2 separate regions of the Homo sapiens genome follow, and region 1 is linked to region 2. A link is an interaction called in ENCODE POLR2A ChIA-PET data of the cell type or tissue named here. Cell type or tissue: PC-9. All regions are shown on one strand.

Region 1 (4,000 bases), 59 kb after region 2:
TCTTGCCCCCACTGGTGCTCCGGTCTCGAATTTTGGCGAAGTGCTTCTGCAGGCACCTGCGGTCATGGGCGCTACAGGGGCTGAAGCTGTTGTTGGGGTGGTCACCCTCGTCCTTGTCTGTATTCAGGTAGCGATAAGGAGAGGTCAGCACCGGAAGAGGTCAGAGCGTCACACCAACCCAGCCTCCCACCCACGTTCTCCTTCCTGGGGATTCTTCGGCTTGGCGCTGGAGAAGAGCAGGGGGCCTGGGGAGCGGGAAGAAACAAGAGCAGCCCCCTACCTCCTCCCCTCTCCCCTGGATCTCTCAGGAGAATATTCCTCTTGAAGTCCTTGACTTGTCCCTCACCCCACTCAGGCCAGCGCTCAGATGAGTCACCAGCTGCAGCTGCCCAGATGGCAGGAGGGTCCCCTGGGCCCTGCAGGGAGGTCTGAGGCAGGCAGGGGGACCCCCTGCTGGATCCTGTCCCCTTTCCATTCAGCTCCCACCATTCCCCTCTCCATCTGATCGTTCTCCCTGTTGCCTCTCCTGATTTTTTCGGTGTCTGGCTGAGCCAGCCAGGGGATCCCCAGGGCTGTGGACTCTGCTCGCCCTCTTCCAAATGGCCTGAATCAGAGTTTCCATGAGCAATGAGAACTCTAGCCCAAAAGGCTCTCCCCATTGGCTGAGTGGGAGAGAAGTGGGAGTTAGTGTATCCGCCTGCATGAGGAAGAGTGAGTGTGTGTGTGAGTGTGTGTGTAACACAACCTGTGTGGCCCCAGGACCACAAGAACAGCCTCACACATTCCTTCAGTCCCCCACCTCGAAGTTTCCCATTCTTAGACTTCAGACTCCATCCAAAGTCCATAGGGGTTGCCCAGAACCAGGGCACCAGGGATCTGGAGACGGGAGTGATGAGGCTGGACCTTCAACCCCTCTGTGGGATCTCCTGAAGGCTCTATCTGAGCTCAAGAAAAACTCCATCCAAATGGGGCATTGTGGCTCATGCCTGTAATCCCAACACTTTGGGAGGCTGAGGAGGGAAGATTACTTAAGGCCAGGAGTTCGAGACCAGCCTAGGCAACATGGCAAGACCCCATCTTCACAAAAAATTTAAAAATTAACCGGGTATGGTGGCATGTGCCTGTAGTCCTAGCTACTCAGGAGGCTGAGGCGGGAGCATCACTTGAACCCAGGAATTCGAGGTTAACAGTGAGCTATGATCACACCACTGCACTCCAGCCTGGGTGACAGAGCAAGACCCTGTCTCTAAAAAAATAAAATAAAATAAAATACATTTTTTTAAAAAAGAAAAACCCCATGCTTGAGTCCCAGAACTGTAACCACTGCTCCTCCCTCCAAGCAGTCAAAACCAGAATACAGGGCTGAGCTGGAGAAAGAGGTTGGAAGACCTCTCTGCAGATCAGAGCCACCTCTGAAATGCTCAGGCTTGGCAGCTCGCTGCCGGCCTGAGTGCAAAGCCCCTGCCAGCATTCCAGATGTTGGCAGCCGGACAGGAGGTTACATCTGGTTTGCGTCAGGGTTTTTTTTTTCCTGAGGAGTTAGCAGGTTCCTCCATGCGTGGCAGCGATCCCAGAGCTGCCTCTGGGTCAAATGGTATTTTTCTGCCTAGCCAAAGCTGGGGGGGTTGGTTCTCTTTTCATTCTCCTGGTTTGGGGGGTGTGGGGAGAAATATGTGGATAAAGGCAAACCAGGCAAGGAGGAATCTAACCAGAAAGTCTTTATCAATAACCTTCCACACCAAAGGTTATTAATAAAATTCACCAAGGATGGAAGAAGATTTTGTTACGGTGGAGAGCTGGCTTAGAAAAGAGGAATAAAAGGGAAGAAATAAATAGAGTAGACAGATATAATCCATCCTTCTGCACATTTAAAATCCCAAGAAGGACAGTCCAGAGGGGACTCCAGTCCTACATCAAGTTCCTAAGAGTCAACCAAAGAGAAGACACTATAGCAAGACCCCCTGGCCAAGGTAGGCAGCAAAAGAAGAAACATAAACTTCAGAAGACGAGGACTGTGCCAAGGGGACCATAAGGAGATGGATCCTGAGCCCTCGGTTAGGAACCAGAGAAAGATCTGGGATCCAGGCCCTTCCTTTGAGACCCTCCCAAGGAATTCCTCCAGCCAAAGAAACCTAAGCTGCCCCAGTGATCACCTCCCTCCACACCCCCACCTTGCACAAAGCCATAAGGCTTGAGGATGGAGTCACCGTGTTTCAGGGGTGTAAGCTGGAACTGGGGAGTGGAGAGAAAAAGGAAATGGAAGACCTCAAAGAATTAGAACCAGGCTGGGTGCTCACGCCTGTAATCCCAGTGCTTTGAGAGGCCGAGGTGGGAGGATCACTTGAGGCCAGGAGTTCAAGACTAGCCTGGGCAACATAGCAAGACCCTGTCTCTACCAAAAAAAAAAAAATTAGTCAGACCTGCCTGTGGTCCTAACTTAGAAGACTGAGGTAGGAGGATCGCTTGACCCCAGTACATCAAGGCTACAGTGAGCTATGATTGTGCCACTGCACTCCAGCCTGGGTAACAGAGCAAGACCCTGTCTCTTAAAACAAAAACAAAAACAAAAAAACAAAAAAAAAATTCAAGAATTAAAGAATTAGAACCAAATGTCAGAAGGACAGAGGCTGAGCTGAGATGTGGACAAAGGCCCCACCCTGTTACTTAAGTAGGGCTGGAGATCACCTGGACTTGTTTGCCACAGCCCAGGACACTAACACCAGGGGGCACCCTTCCAACCTGGAAAGCCTTTGTTTTTCCTGAGTTTGCTTTCTTTTAATGACCATAAAAGAAAGTACTAGGGGCCAGCTGGGGTGGCTCACGCCTGTAATCCCAACACTTTGGAAGGCCGAAATAGGTGGATCGCTTGAACCCAGGAGTTCAAGACCAGCCTAGGAAACATAGTGAAACCCTATCTCTACAAAAAATTAGCCTGGTGTGGTGATGCACAGGTGTAGTCCCACCTACTTGGGAGGCTGAGGTGGGAGGATCACCTGAACCCAGGAGGTCGAGGCTGCAGTGAGCAGTGATCACACCACTGCACTCTAGCCTGTGCAACAAGTGAGACCCTGTCTCAAAATTTTAAAAAAGCAAGCACTATTTTGTACAATGATTCATTCCTCTCAGTAAATGGGTAGAATATTCTTTGGTTCAAGGAGTGAGGAAGGTTTTTCAGGAGTTCAAGGAGTGAGGAAGAGTTTTCAGGAGGTAGTGAGCTCCCACCCTGGAAGTGTGGAGAATTAGGGTGGTAGCAGCCTCAAAAATCTCAAGAGATATGGAATAGAAGCATGACCACAACTATGCTTTCCATGCTGAGTTTCTTTTTCTCTCTCTCTCTCCTTTTTTTTTTTTTTGAGACGGAGTCTCGCTCTGTCGCCCAGGCTGGAATGCAGTGGCGCGATCTCGGCTCAATGCAAGCTCCACCTCCCAGGTTCACGCCATTCTCCTGCCTCAGCCTCCCAAGTAGCTGGGACTACAGGCGCCCGCTACCATGCCCAGCTAATTTTTTTGTATTTTTAGTAGAGATGAAGTTTCACCGTGTTAGCCAGGATGGTCTCGATCTCCTGACCTCGTGATCCACCTGCCTCGGCCTCTCAAAGTGCTGGGATTACAGGCATGAGCCATTGCGCCCGGCCTTTTCTTTTTTTTTTAAGAGACAGGGTGTCACTGTGTTTCCCAGGCTGGTCTCAAACTCCTGGCCTCAAGTGATCCTCCTGCCTAGACTTCCCAAAGTGCTAGGATTACAGGCGTGAGCCACAGTGCTGAGCTTTTACGAGTCAAAGTTCACAAATAACTAACCCTCAGAGGATTATTAATGGATATTTGGGATGTTTACCATTAAGGAGGATTAGGTATGCTCACTGAAGCCTAGGGCTGCATGGGGCACAGGGTGAGTCCAGAGGCATGGCTTATGCTCTTGGGTTGGTATGGCCCCATGTCACATCAGAGGGTTACCTACGAAAAGCTAAGCCAGCAAACTGCCTGGCTTCTCCCTTGTTAG
Region 2 (4,000 bases):
CTAAGCATCTCTTTGGGCTTGGGTCCGATTGCTGTGCCCCGTGCCAGGATGGACTCCCTCCGCCCTACAGGCACGGCAGTTGAGCAAGCCCAACTCCTTCCCCCCACCCACCACCTCTCCCCACTGTCGGACCTCAGAGCTGTCACCAGAGATGGGCTTTGGCTTTTCCTAGACTCTGCTGAGGCACCCTGACCAGAGACAGCTGGGATCCCCGAAATAGGAGCATCCTCCTGGGATGGGGTCACACCAGCTCCAGCTCTGTCTGATGTTGTCGCCACCGCCAGGCAGGATTCAGGATCAGGTTGCAAAGACTAGGGGACATGGTGAGACAGGCTGTCTCCCTGGGTCCCCAAGCCTCAGCAGCATATTCTAAAGTGACAAACCCCAAGAGGCATGGAGGAGAAAAAGAAAAAGAGGTAAAGTCACCAGCTGACCTCTCCCAAGCCCCAGCCCAATACCATCTTTGATCCTGGCAGGAAAGGCCCCTGGACATACGGTTTATCCGTGCAATGGAATGTTATTCTGCCTTAGAAAGGAATGAGCTGCTGAAATGAGCTCCAGCATGGAGGAACCTGAAGTCATTATACTAAGTGAAAAAAGCCAGACACAAAAGGCTGCATAGTGTGTGACTCCATTTATATCAACTATCCAGAATAGGTAAAGCCATAAAGACAGAATACAGATTAGTGGTTGCCAGGGCCTGGAGGAGAGGGAGATGGGAGTGACTGCTTAATAGGTATAGAGTTTCCTTTTGGGGCTATAAAAATGTTCTGGACCGAAATAGAGGTGGTGGTTGCACAACATTGTGAATGTATTAAATTCACAATGGTGAATTTGATGTCATACATATTTTACTACAATAAAAGGACAAAATGAAAGGCCCTTGGCCTGGGTCCCCGGCTATAGAGGAATTCTGCTCTGGTCACCCCCATAGAATGAAGAATCTGTGGGTCCGAGTGGATGTCACCAGAACCACAGCCTCCCTTCTAGACCATGCATTGCCCATGGAGGACCATGGTATTCCTGCCCATACAGCCCTGAAACTCTTCTCCAGGTTAATTTCCCCAAAGCAAGTCACACCCTGGGCCCAAGGGATAGCTGTTTGAAGGAGAGCGGTTAGAATTTGGCTTCTCCAGGCTCTTCTGTCCCCCAACTTCTGGTGCAGGATGAAGCCAGGAATGAGAAGGTAAAAGGACCAGACCACCAGCGAGGGACTGGGATCCAGGGGCCAGCCCTCCCCAGGCAGCTACCTCCTGGCACAGAACTCCTAGTTGTCAGAGAATTATGATTTTGACCCTGGCCTTCACAGTCATTATTTTAAAAAAAAATCAAGGTAGATGGATAGAACATATTTTATTAACAGTTTGTAAGCTTGACTTATGACTTTTGAATATTTAGACTTATGGTATGTATTCATCTTCTACTTCTATATAAAAAATGACCACAGATTTAGTGGCTTAAAACAACACCCATTTATTAACTCACAGTTAACACGTGGCTCCAGGGATGCCGTGTGCAAAAGGGCTGCCCCATGTTGTCAGTGACAACAAGCCAAACCCCAGAAGGGAAGACAAAGGTGGGCATGCCGCGGTGGGGCCAGGGAGGTGTGAGAGCACAGCATGTCCTCTTACTCAGCTGCCAGGCTCAGCAGGAGGCTTGACTCATCCCATGAGCTCACCTTGGGCCTAGGGCCATGCAGGATCGCACACGAGCTGGCCGGGGATGCCCTTCTCCTGGCCAGCGTCTGGACAGACGGTCCAGCAGCTTGGGTCATTGCTGCACAGGTACCGATGCCTCCAAGAGCAGCCCTGCACTTCCCCTCCTCCAAGGACAGCGAGAGGTCCAGGAGGGCAAGCCCAAGGACGGCAGTGCCCAGCCCCCCGCCTATCTGTTTCTGGGCACAGATGGCTGATTTGCTTTTCAGATCTAACTGAGGTGTACAAATCAGCAAATTATGTCCCAAAGCCAAGAACAACTTCCTTGGTTCTGAGAGGCCCACATAACTTACCCCTGGTCACGGTGATCTAGACTTGGTCTGAGAGGCCTGGCTCTGACGTGAGGAAGGAAGGGAGTGGGAAAAGAAAGGGTCATTCTAATCAGAACCACACCTGTTCTTGGGCTCACCCGGTGCTGCTCCCCAGAGAGCACAGAGCAGAGCAGATGTTGAGGTTCTGGCCCTGAGTCCAGGGAGACAGGTATTCTTAGGACCACAGGACCCTATGCAGGGGTGGGGCTTGCACAGGCTACCCTGCATCACCTCCACATCCACACTGTCAGGGTCCAGGGAGGATCGTGGAAGGCAAGGACCTGAGTTTCAGTCTGGCATTATCACCCCATTGGCAATGGAGCCCATAGGCAACCCCCACACTAAGCCTCAGCTCACCTGTCAGTCCAATGAGGTTGCACATACATACTCCAAAAGTACTGCGGAATGTGGAAAGAAAATTTTAGAATTCATATACATGTATTTGTATCTAAAAGTAAGAAAGAGGGAGGGTGCAGTGGCTCATGCCTGTGATCCCAACACTTTGGGAGGCCAAGGTGGGTGGATCACGAGGTCAGGAGATCGAGACCATCCTGGCTAACACGGTGAAACCCCGTCTCTATTAAAAATACAAAAAATTAGCCAGGCGTGGTGGCGGGCACCTGTAGTCCCAGCTACTCAGGAGGCTGAGGCAGGAGAATGGCGTGAACACGGGAGGCGGAGCTTGCAGTGAGCCGAGATCACGCCACTGCACTCCAGCCTGGGCGACAGAGCGAGACTCCGTCTCAAAATAAAAAAAAAAAAAAAGAAAAGAAAAGAGAGAAAAATAAATAAATAAATAAATTCAGGTCAACTAATATTTAACATACAGATTGACCTAGGCACCCTCACTCAGTCTGTTTGTTGGCCAATTATGTCCCCTGAATTAGTCACTCCATCAGGCAGAGAACTTGAGGGCTATACTCTCACTCTGTTGCTCACTTTCAATGTATTGTGACATATTGATGTCTGCATATCCCAGTTTATACTGCCTGATTCAAACTAAATTAGCCCTCCTTCAAAAAAAAAAAAAGGATAAACGGCCTAAAAAGATTTCTGCAAAGAAACAGCAAGAAAATAGTAGAAGATCGCCTCATTTGCCATATCACAAAGGAAGAACAAGTATTGCCTATTGAGTGCTACAGTAGAGATTTCCAAAAATGAAATCTCTTTTCATCAGGATAAAGGTGAAGTGCAGCCAAGTTATCAAGGAAGCAACTGTGGGGGAAGGAAAAGAATATGACAGAGCATTTGAAAATAAGGTTTGAAAGTGTTCCTATTGTTACATGATTTTGTGGCTGAAAACCTCATGTGTTCCCAAGATCCTTCATATCTGCCCTTCAAACAACGAACTAAAAAAGAAATGTTTAATTTGCTTAAAAATCTTCTAAATGAAGAGTTTGAGTGGGTTTAAAAGCCATTTGCTGAAAGTATTATAATGCAACATATTCCAATTTCTTTGCAAGAACAACTGATTGACATGAGAGAAGATGGAAATTTGCAAGCCAATTTTGAACAAAACCTTTGCATAATTGGTGGATGAAATTGAAAATTGAAAATTAATGTCATGATTTAATGAGCTGAGCCCACAATGCACCCCATCCGTCTGGATCTAGGTATCTTCGTGAGGCCTTCTTTTCAGCTGTGACAACCATTAAAACTGAATATTGAAATAAACTGAATTTAGAATGAGACATTCAAATCACTGTTCCACAAAGTGTTTTCAGATTTCACAAACCAGGAGTTTCAAAAATAAACAAGCATATTCAATCACGTTGCTCTCATTGTGAGAACAAAAGGGTTTTAATTAAATGAGATGCCATAAAATTACTTTTAAATATATCATTGAAAAAGATTCAATGTATTTTTTCTTCATCTTTATTTAAAATTTTAGAATGTATATAATATAGTTTACACATATACGTATAATGAGCATAACATATTTTATAATGTACATATATTTTTGTAATGTAAATA

The links. ChIA-PET counts read pairs that join two places held together with the same protein. Peaks named below come from ENCODE experiments on the same cell type or tissue, not always from the same donor. Only the 100,000 strongest peaks of a DNase experiment are listed, where the experiment ranks them.
Region 1: POLR2A ChIA-PET joins it to region 2 with 8 read pairs; 15 of 35 experiments call an interaction of 5 or more read pairs at or near these places.

What each region holds. Positions count from the first base shown.
Region 1 is chr17:40,449,102-40,453,101 of GRCh38, reverse strand. It overlaps IGFBP4 (insulin like growth factor binding protein 4), which reads right to left. Exons shown (of 4, transcript NM_001552.3): 2 at 1-117. Among named protein-coding and RNA genes, the nearest start is that of IGFBP4, 7.7 kb to the right of the region's middle. In PC-9, a CTCF peak has its summit at 2,746 (motif pointing right); no DNase peak of the experiment used is centred here.
Region 2 is chr17:40,508,076-40,512,075 of GRCh38, reverse strand. No RefSeq gene overlaps it. Among named protein-coding and RNA genes, the nearest start is that of TNS4, 8.5 kb to the right of the region's middle. In PC-9, no CTCF peak of the experiment used is centred here; a DNase peak (open chromatin) is centred at 1,585; H3K27ac peaks cover 388 bases.